Linked DNA regions of Homo sapiens: region 2 is linked to region 1. A link is a contact called in ENCODE POLR2A ChIA-PET data. All regions are on one chromosome and are shown on one strand. Each heading gives the region's core, a stretch centred on a gene start or an enhancer-like site at or near the end of the contact. The rest is flanking DNA. Distances are from core to core; before and after follow the strand shown. Region 1 overlaps TMCC2 (transmembrane and coiled-coil domain family 2). Region 2 has its middle 23 kb from the start of NUAK2.

Region 1 (5,000 bases), core at 1,838-4,337:
AGCTGCAAATGGTACATAGGACCATTATCTCCCAGGGCCCTCGTGCAAACACATGGCACTTTCTAAGTTTTACTGAAATAGGTGACTGGTCCTGAAGCTCCCTCACCATGGATGTATGTGCACATGCATACACAAACCACAGTATTCCAGACAGTACCTGGAAGACTTGGTCTGAAACAGAAAAAGCCAAAGAAGTAGCTGCCATCAGGAGCAAAGAGAGTTGCAGGCACACCTGGGAAAAGCTGCCAAGGGCACTAAAGCAGTGGGCTCTGAAAGGACACCACTTGCAAAGCAGCTCTTCTTTTGCAAAGAAAAGGAGCTGTGGAGTAAGCCACATCACTTGCACTTCTTGGTCAGTCTTGGACATCCCTGGGGCGCCTCCTCTCTGGCCTGGCAGAGATGGAGGCCACATCTCAGTGACACAGAGTGGTCACTATCAATTCACAGGATGGGCAGCTGAGCTGTGGCAGGGGGTCTCTGGCTTCACTCTTTCCACCCTTCCAAGTTAAGCCTGAGGCGGGGGTGACAGATAGGCTCTTGTCATCTGAGAAGGGTGGACTGGAAGGAAGCCCAGGTCCTGGGCACAGGCTCTTCTCTCTGCACGTCTGGAAGGTCTCAGCCCTTTTACTGGGTTCCCCTTAGTTTAGTTTTTTCTTCCACATCCTTCTTTCTCTTCCCTTAATTTTTATGCCATGCCCCTTCTTTCTTTAGTATTCTTTAAATCTTATTTTTTTTATTTTCTCTTCCTTTGCCTTGTTGTTATTCTTCCGTTCTCTCCCCACTGCCCTTTTAAAATCATCTTATTTTTCTTGCTTTTTCTTGTAGAGACAGGGTCTCGTTCTTTCCCCTAAGGTGGAGTGCAGTGGTGTGATCATGGTTCACGGAAGCCTCAAACTCTGGGGGGCTCAAATGATCCTCTGCCTCAGCCTCCCAAGTAGCTGGGACTACAGGTGCATGTCACCACACTCAGCTAGTTTTATTATTATTATTTTTTTTTTTTAAGAGAGACAAGGTCTCACTATGTTGCCCAGGCTGGCCTCGAACTTCTGGCCTCCAGTGATCCTCCTGCCTTGGCCTCCCAAATCACTGAGATTACAGGCATGAGCCACTGCACCTGGCCTACTTTTCTTTCTCTTAAAAAAAAAAAAATCACAAACCACACATTTTGAAGGGTGGGAAACTGGAGAAGTCATAGGCTTTAGGAGCAAAGAACCACGCTAAAAAGTAGCTAAATTTAGTAGCTTAGAATACAAGGTGAGGCCTTAAAAAAATTTCAGGCCCCAAATGTGCTGTGAAAATCTGCCAGTGAGGACTCCTCTTTGAAAGGCTGGCGGCTTCTTTTATGCTCACCAAGCCTGCTTGGAAATGGAGGTTTGGAAAATGGTCATCTTTCAGAGGTTCCCTCCCCAAGTATTCACTTTCAGATCAAGCCAGAAGGTGCATCTTCTTAGAAACCCATGTGACCAAAGAGCTCTGCTAACCCCCAGGGAAATGCGAGAGGAAGGATAATATTCTTCAGCGTGAACAGCAGCAACCCAGGTGGGCATGCTTCCTAGGAATACGTGGAGGAATAGGCACAGCTGTGTGAGCTGGGAAAGCAGACAGATCAGGCCAGAGTGGAGGAAGCTGCAGGGCAGCACCCACATGCACACACCAGGGCACCTTTCAGCTGCTTCCAGGGAGGGAGTATGCCATCTCTCCTGCTGGTCCTCTGCCCATCTAATGCCACAGACACTCCTGTTTAGGTAGTCCTTCTTGGGCACAGACATGAGCCCAGATGTTGGGCAGTGAACAGAACCACTTACATAGGTCACTTTTAGGCAAATCAAAATCTGTACCAGGCAGGTAGGAAAGACGGATGATTTCATGCCTTTATAGTCACTCTCCCTGGAGGAGGTTTTACTGGGAACAGGCCCAAGAGAAAGTGACCCGGAGAGGAAGCCACATCTCCTTTTTGGGCAACTTTTAGGAAGCAGAGCACCCTCTACCCCACCCTATTTGCCAGGAATAATTTGGAATAATTCCTTTCTAAAAGCAGAGGATTGAAACACCGAATTCTGGTGTGCTCCTGCTGACTCAAGGGCTCAGAGCATACCATGAGCTGACGTGACTAAACGAGAAATGTGTGTGAACGCATTCTGCAAACTGTAGCATGCTGTTCAGCTGACTGTTGATGCCAGGAAGGCTTTCAAAAGGACATGAGTGGCACCTCTTGGGGGGCATGCCCATAAGCCATTGAGCCCCTGAGAAGTCAGTGGACAGGCACAGGGCCCAGATTATATTTGGATCTGAAGCTACCTTCTCAGGCAATGAAGAAACCTTATACAATGAAGTTAATGTTACAGAGCACTTGTCTTTCCAGGGCAGGATTCGCCTTTCCAGATGCCCAAAGGAGGCCTCCTGGTCACAGTATCACCTTGGGTCTAATTTAGCTCTTGCTGAGCCTGATGAATTATTCACTAGCTATGGACACTAGCTCAGCTCTAGGGTCCCAGTGGTGGGGTATCTGGAGAACTGTAAGGAAGAGGAAATGGAAAGGAAGAGTGAGAACTCCCAGAATCAGACCTGGAGGGGGATCAAAGAGGACAAAAGCAGCAGCGGGCAGGAGGCCTCTAGGTTGGCCTCTGGAAGATTTGGGAAATGGGCTAGGGGTCCAAGAGCCTGTCCCTGGACAGAGAAGGGAGGTAGGAAAAGGCTGTCCCCAGAAATGACACTCACTTCCCCCAACTCCCTACTGCAGCTCAGGGGAGCTTCTGATTCCCTAGGAGCCTAGAAGGAATGCAATAGGGTGTGTACATTCAGTCATTCAGTTTTACTTCTATTTCAGCGCCCTCTGCTCTGTGGGATATACAGAGAAAGCCCAAAATATGCCTATGAAAAGAAGAGGCAGAAGCAGGGATCAGGTTAATGATGCTGTATATCCATTGCCTCATCTGGCACCCCAGAGGGGACTGGGGTCACGTTTCTCATCTCAGGGATGTGGCAGATCCAGGGAAGAACGTGCTGGGTAGCCGGGGAGACCTGAGCCAACTCCCATGACCCAGCCCACATCATCAGTGCCGGCTCCTTGCCGTCTGGAACCCGATGACAGACAGCTCCTCTTGCTGACTGCTACCAGCTCTGGCATAGGGGTCTGACACCTGAAACCTGAGTGCACCTTCCCCTTGGGCAAGCTTGGAAAGCCCAGGCAGATACCTGGCTGGCCTCTCCCACCTGTGTCTGCAGACAGACAGCTTGTCTCCCACCAAGTTTTGCCTGAGCTTAGGGACAAAGGCGTCAACAAGGCATGACCTTACATCTTGGCTAGGTAACTTGGAAGTTATCTAATTTTGCCCCCTCTATCCTGGTGATTTCTGTACTCCCAGATGCCAGAGCTAATCTGGAGAATACTGGATATTTTCTTTTTTTTCTTTTTCTGAGACGGAGTTTCCCTTTTGTTGCCCAGTCTGGAGTGTAATGGCGCGATCTCAGCTCACTGCAATCTTCACCTCCTAGGTTCAAGCGATTCTCCTGTCTCAGCCTCCCGAGTAGCTGGGATTACAGACGCCCACCACCACGCCCGGCTAGTTTTTGTATTTTTAGTAGAGACGGGGTTTCCTCATGTTGGCCAGGGTGGTCTCGGACGCCTGACCTCAGGTGATACACCCACCTCGGCCTCCCAAAGTGCTGGGATTACAGGCACGAGCCACCGTGCCCGGCCGATATTTTCAATCTAGAAAGAAAGTCAGTGGGTGTTAGTGGGGAAAAGATGCATAAAGGCTAATTCTGGAGGCCAGTTACCTGGTGGCTGATTCTGTCTGAAAAGTCAAGAGGACGCTGCAGCTTATGATCTCTGGTGTCAGAGCTTTAGGTCAGAAACAGAGTCCTCACTATGGGCCCCTCTCCTAATCAGACAGGACCCCTACAAGGCAAGGGCTTCACCTGAACATGAGGAATTCAAATCAGACTAAAGGAAGAAACTTCTCGGATCTCCAGGCACAAGAGGATATACAGCTGTGCTGGGACCCCAAGGCCTCTGGGTAATAGGGGCTTTGAGTCACTGAGACAGGGAGCAGCAATTCATGGCAAATCACACAGCTGCCCTGCCCTGGCCTGGCGAGCCACTGGCAGCACAGGCACGGCCTTGAAAGGCTCCTCTGAGGCTGCTGGTCTGGCTGCCTCTGGCTCTCCCTCTGCCCAAGGGACCTTTCCATGCAGAGAGGAAGAAAGAAGGGCAGAAGAGATGAGATGGGATGGAGGAGGGGAACAGAGGAGGCAGTTGCCCTCCACCACTCCTGGGTGTGAGGAAGGGCAGGCCGGCAGAGGCTGGCGCATGTACCTGCGTGGTGGTGTGCTCAGAAGGTGGATGCATTCGTGTGAACAGGCAGAGTGGCCCGTCTGGGCCCCTTCAGCCTCCCATGCAACCTGGCCTACAAGTTCAGTTATACCAGGGGCCCCCACGGCCGGCTGGCTGAGCGGTCATGTTTGGAAACCTCTCTCAGCAGAGCCCGCCCCACCCACCTCTGAACCAGCAGACTCCCAGACATAAACAAACCAAGGCCCCTGGGCAGCTGCCAAGATCTGTCTTCTTGGCAAGAGCCAGGGGTTGGGGGGGCCCCTCACTCACCATCCTTCAGAGTAAACAGGGGTGCTTATTTATGCTGGGGCAGAGAAGAAATCTTGTTGGATAAATCTGGTGTGGGAGTGGACGGAGAGCACAGGGCATTCAGAGTCTGCTCTCGCTTAGGTGATGGGCTGAACTCCACTGGTTTCCCTGTCTGGAGCCTGGAGATAACACCATGAGGCCACAGGGAAGCATCCAGTCAGGACGTTGTCATCTCTCCACCCTCCTCACTTCACCTGCAGCACGACTGGGGAGATCTTGGCCCTCTCTTCCTTCCTGCCTGCTCTCAAAGTGGGGCCTGTCATAAGAGTCCTCCTGTCCCCAGCACCTCCACAGAGTCTCCTGAAGCTGTCCAGAAGCCCTCCCAGCTCTGCCCCGTGCTGCTTCTCAGCCACAC
Region 2 (5,000 bases), core at 1,379-3,878, 48 kb before region 1:
GACACTGGAGTACTTAGGTCTTAAGTCTCTGAGGTCCTACTCAGTGCTGGAACTCTGGGCTAGACTCTGGGTAAACATGGAAAAAATCCAGGGGGTGGGTTTATCTCCAGAAGCTTAGAGTTCAGCTGTGGGGGTAGCAGTGCTCCTTTATTCATTCCTCTCATGAATCAAGCCCTTTTGTGTGCTAAGCTTAGTAGAAGACAGAGGTAATTGCTGTATCCCTGGTGCAAAAAAAAAAAAAAAAAAAACAGAGATCTTAGCCTCAAGGAGGTTACAGGCTGTGGGTAAGGTAGCATGCAATTCAGTGAGAAATTGTTATTGGTTCAGATCATGTTGAAAGGGAGTTTGGGGACGGCGCGGTGGCTCATGCCTGTAATCCCAGAACTTTGGGAGGCAGAGGTGGGCGGATCACAAGGTCAGGAGATCGAGACCATCACGGCTAACACGGTGAAACCCCGTCTTTACTAAAAATATAAAAAATTAGCCGGGCGCGGGGGCGGGCGCCTGTAGTCCCAGCTACTCAGGAGGCTGAGGCAGGAGAATGGCGTGAACCCAGGAGGCGGAGCTTGCAGTGAGCAGAGATCGCACCACTGCACTCCAGCCTGGTCTCAAAAAAAAAAAAAAAGAAGAAAAAGGGAGTTTGGATGATGGAAAGAATTGCATCTTCGGAGATAATAATAGGGGCTACCATTCACTAAGTGCTTATGGGTCAAGCCCTTTAGGTGTGTTACCTCATGTAATGCTCACGATAGTCTTGTTAGTTCAGTACTATTTCTATCATTCTCATTTTATAAAAGAAATGGAGACTCAAAAACATTAAGTAGGCCAGGCGCAGTGGCTCACATCTGTAATCCCAGCACTTTGGGAGGTCGAGGCAGAAGCATCACTTGTCAGGAGCTCGAGACCAGCCTGGCCAACATGGTGAAATCCTGACTTTACTAAAAATACAAAAAATTAGCCGGTCATGGTGGCGCACTCCTCTAGGCCCAGCTACTCGGGAGGCTGAGGCAGGAAAATCCCTTGAACCTGGGAGGCGATAGTTGCAGTGAGCTGAGATTGTGCCACTGCACTCCAGCCTGGGCAACAGAACAAGACTCTGTCTCAAAAAAAAGGAACTTGATAGCAAATGGAGAAATCAGACCTCAAACCCAGGTTTGGCATCCCACAGACTCACTTGAATGGCATGGTGTTTGGAGAATTGGATAAAAGAATGTAAGTGAAGGAACTATAAATTTATATGCCAGGTTTATTTATAAATATTTATTATATGAGCATCCATTATATGCCAGGTTCTTTTGCAGGCACAAGGAATATGCCAATTTCCCAAGTGCCCTTTCCTAGTCTCCACAAGCCCCAAGAGAAAGCTAAGAAAGAAGAGAGTGAGGCCAGGCGTGGTGGCTCATGCCTGTAATCCCAGCACTTTGGGAGGCCAAGGTGGATGGATCACCTGAGGTCAGGAGTTCGAGACCAGCCTGGCCAACATGGTGAAACCTCGTCTCTACTAAAAATACAAAAAAAATTAGCCAGGCATGGTGGAGCATGTTTGTAGTCCCAGCTGCTTGGGAGCCTGAGGCAGGAGAATTGCTTGAACCCGGGAGGCAGAGGTTGCAGTGAGCCTAGACTGCGCCACTGCACTCCAGCCTGGGTGACAGCAAGACTCAGTCTCAAAAAAAAAAAAAAAAAAAAAAAGAGAGAGAGAGAGAGAGTGAGTGGGAGAAGCAGAAGAGTGTTTTTTTGTTTGTTTGTTTTTTTGAGACAGAGTCTCGCTCTGTCACCCAGGCTGGAGTGCAGTGGTGTGATCTCGGCTCACTGCAAGCTCCGCCTCCCGGGCTCACGCAATTCTCCTGCCTCAGCCTCCCAAGTAGCTGGGACTACAGGCGCCCACCACCACGCCCGGCTAATTTTTTGTATTTTTAGTAGAGACGGGGTTTCACCATGTTAGCCAGGATGATCTCGATATCCTGACCTCATGATCCGCCTGCCTCTGCCTCCCAAAGTGCTGGGATTACAGGCATGAGCCACTGCGCCCGGCGAGAAGCTGAAGGGTGAGGGACAGGACTAGAATTGGAGGGGATGGAGGAGAGGAGGACACAGTGGAGGGAAAGCCTGTACCTAAGGGACGCGCAGGGTGTGGAATGGGGAGGGAGGGAGAGGACACAGCCCTTTCCATCAGTGCTATCTCAGCAGGGGCTGGGGGAGGTGGACTTTCAGGAAAGGAGAGTCCTAACATCTGTGTCCTAACATAACCATTCGGTCCTAACATCTGTGTCCTCCTGCATCTGCTTATGTAACCTCTTCTAAGCCAGGTGGAGGGAAGGGTGGGCAAGGTGAGGGGGTGGATGTGGGGGAAGCCTTCTGGGGAAAGAAAATCTGAGCTGGAAGAGAATGTCTATTTTCTTGGTTCCAAAGAGACCTAGATGAGGGACTGTGGATCCCACCCTGCACAGCCCTTCCCCTCACCTGCCTGGATGCTTCATATCAAAAACATTCCAGAAACCAGGCTCACAGCGATGACGTGGGCCCCCAAGGGAGAAGGCTGAAGCTGCAGGAATATTTAGTGCCACATCAGTGCTTCCGGAATGTGAAGAACCCAGATGATGACGAGGGTTGGGGGAGGTGGGGAAGCAGCTTTGAGAGACAGCAAAGGGCCTTCTGCAACCAGGACCATGAAATCCTGGTAGGAATCCTCTCCCCATCCTCAGCCCTTTCCCGGGGCAAGTCCAGGCAGTCCTCTGTGTAGAGGGAGGGAAACTGCAGCAGCATGTTAGTACCCACCATCAAGATGACCCCTTCACCTCTCCCCCTGCTCCATCCCATCAGCTGCCTTGGGCCCTCCTTGGGCAGATAAAGTGAGAGGGGAGACAGTGATCCAGAGCACTGTTGGGAAGCAACAGTCCTCTGCAAAGCACAGTGCCCACACTCCAGTAGAGCTTCTAGAGGCGGACTTCAGCTCTGCGAGTCAGAATCTGAAGCCCGCTGACTGATAGCCCACACATGTCTTGAGGACAAGGATGGACCCAGGACAAAGGAAGAGTCCTGGGTCTTAGCTGAAGAGTCTGGGCACTTTTAAAGTAGGGGAAGGGGAGTGGGTGGGAATCACATAATAGATGACACGGTTGATCTTCTGGAAAAGAGAATAGATGTACAGGCCATGGCTCAGAGAGCAGGACCAGGACAAGGACCAGGACCAGGACCAGTGAGTGGGGGCTACTGAGACACTAGATTCAGCTTGATAAGGCAACCACCTACATAGGACATTCATGCAGGCCGGGCGCAGTGACTCATGCCTGTAATCTCAGCACTTTGGGAGGCTGAGGCAGGTGGGTCACTTGAGGTCAGGTGTTCGAGACCAGCCTGGCCAACATGATGAAACCCAGTCTCTACTAAAATTACAAAAATTAGCCAGGTGTGGTGGCGTGTGCCTGTAATCCCAGCTATGCAGGAGGCTGAGGCAAGAGAGTCACTTGAAACCAGGATGTGGAGATTGCAGTGAGCCAAGATCACACCACTGCACTCCAGCCATGGGGACAGAGCAAGACTCTGTTTCAAAAAAAAAAAAAAAAAAGTATGATGTTCATTCAGTCATTCAGTCATTCATTCAGTATTTACTGAGTGCCAACAGTGTATACTGTTCCAGGCTCTGGAGATACATCTGTGAACAAAACTGAGATTTTTGTCTTATGGGGCATCCATTCTAGTGGAGAAAGACAAGTATAGTAAATAAGTAAATGATATAGTATATTAAAAGGCCATGGCCAGGCACAGTGGCTCAAGCCTATAGTCCCAGCATTCTGGGAGGTCAAGGCAGGCAGGTCACTTGAGTCCAGGAGTTCCAGACCAGCCTGGGCAACATGGCCAAACCCTGTCTCTACAAAAAAATGCAAAAGTTAGACGGGTGTGGTGGTTCACATCTGTAGTCTCAGCTACTCGGGAGGATGAGGTGGGAGGATTGCTTGAGCCTGGGAGGTCAAGGCTGCAGTAAGCCAAGATTGTACCACTGTACTCCAGCCTGGGCAAGAGAGTGAGAACCTATCTCTAAAAAGAAAGAAAGAAGAAAAATTAGTCAGGAATGGTAGCACACACCTGTAGTACCAGCTACTTGGGAGGTGGAGGTGGGAAGATTGCTTGAGCCCGGGAGGCAGAGGTTGCAGTGAGCAGAGATTGCACCACTGTATTCCAGTCTGGGCAACAAAGTGAGACGCTGTCTCATAAGTAAATAAATAAATAGACCTGGCATGGTGGCTCATGCCTGTAATCCCAGCACTTTGGGAGGCAGAGAAAGGCAGGATCACCTGAGGTCAGGAGTTCGAGACCAGCCTGGCCAACATGGTGACACCCTGTCTCTACTAAAAATACAAATATTAGCTGGGCATGGTGGCAGGCGCCCGTAATCCCAGCTACTCAGGAGGCCGAGGCAGGAGAGTAGCTTGAACCCGGGAGGCAGAGGTTGCAGTGAGCCAAGATAGTGCCACTGCACTCCAGCCTGAGCGATAGAGCAAGACTCCATATCAAAAAATAAATAAATAGTCATGATAAGAATTAGGAAAATACTAATAATAAGGATGGGGTATGGGGATGGAGAGGAGACAGGATTGAAATTTTAAATAAGGGTGATCAGAGAAGGCCTTCCTGAGAAGGTGGCATTTGAATAAAAACCTGGTGGCAGGGGTTGGGGGTGGAGCTAGCTATGTGGCTATCTGGGGGAACAGTGTTCAGGGTGGAGGGAACAACCATTGCAAAGGCCTCAAGGCAAGAGCAGGTTGCAAGTTCTAGAACAGCCATTGATGCTGGAGCAGAGTGCATGAGAGAGTAGCAGAAGACGTGTCAGGAGAGGTAACAAGGGTGGGGAAGGTAGATTACACAGGGCCTTGTGAACCATTACATGGGCTGTGGCTTTTATTCAGAATGAAATTGCCAACCACCAGGAAGTTCTGAGCAAAGGAATGACATTTTTTTTTTTTGAGATAGAATTAAAAAAAATTCTTCTGCTTGTTGAGACT

Evidence for each region. ChIA-PET counts read pairs that join two places held with the same protein, here RNA polymerase II (POLR2A).
Region 2: POLR2A ChIA-PET joins it to region 1 with 11 read pairs in activated naive CD4-positive, alpha-beta T cell. The contact joins two enhancer-like sites. POLR2A ChIA-PET finds 5 or more read pairs at or near these places in 12 of 52 experiments (A673, CD8-positive, alpha-beta memory T cell, K562 and 7 more).

What each region holds. Positions count from the first base shown.
Region 1 is chr1:205,248,959-205,253,958 of GRCh38, reverse strand. All of the region lies in intron 2 of TMCC2 (transmembrane and coiled-coil domain family 2), which reads right to left. Among named protein-coding and RNA genes, the nearest start is that of TMCC2-AS1, 14 kb to the right of the region's middle. RefSeq lists a silencer at 2,001-2,198. Within about 2 kb of position 3,087, at least 12 of the 41 ENCODE cell types and tissues checked have a DNase peak (open chromatin) inside an H3K27ac peak, as active enhancers do.
Region 2 is chr1:205,296,204-205,301,203 of GRCh38, reverse strand. No RefSeq gene overlaps it. Among named protein-coding and RNA genes, the nearest start is that of NUAK2, 23 kb to the left of the region's middle. RefSeq lists an enhancer at 1-591. Within about 2 kb of position 2,628, at least 6 of the 41 ENCODE cell types and tissues checked have a DNase peak (open chromatin) inside an H3K27ac peak, as active enhancers do.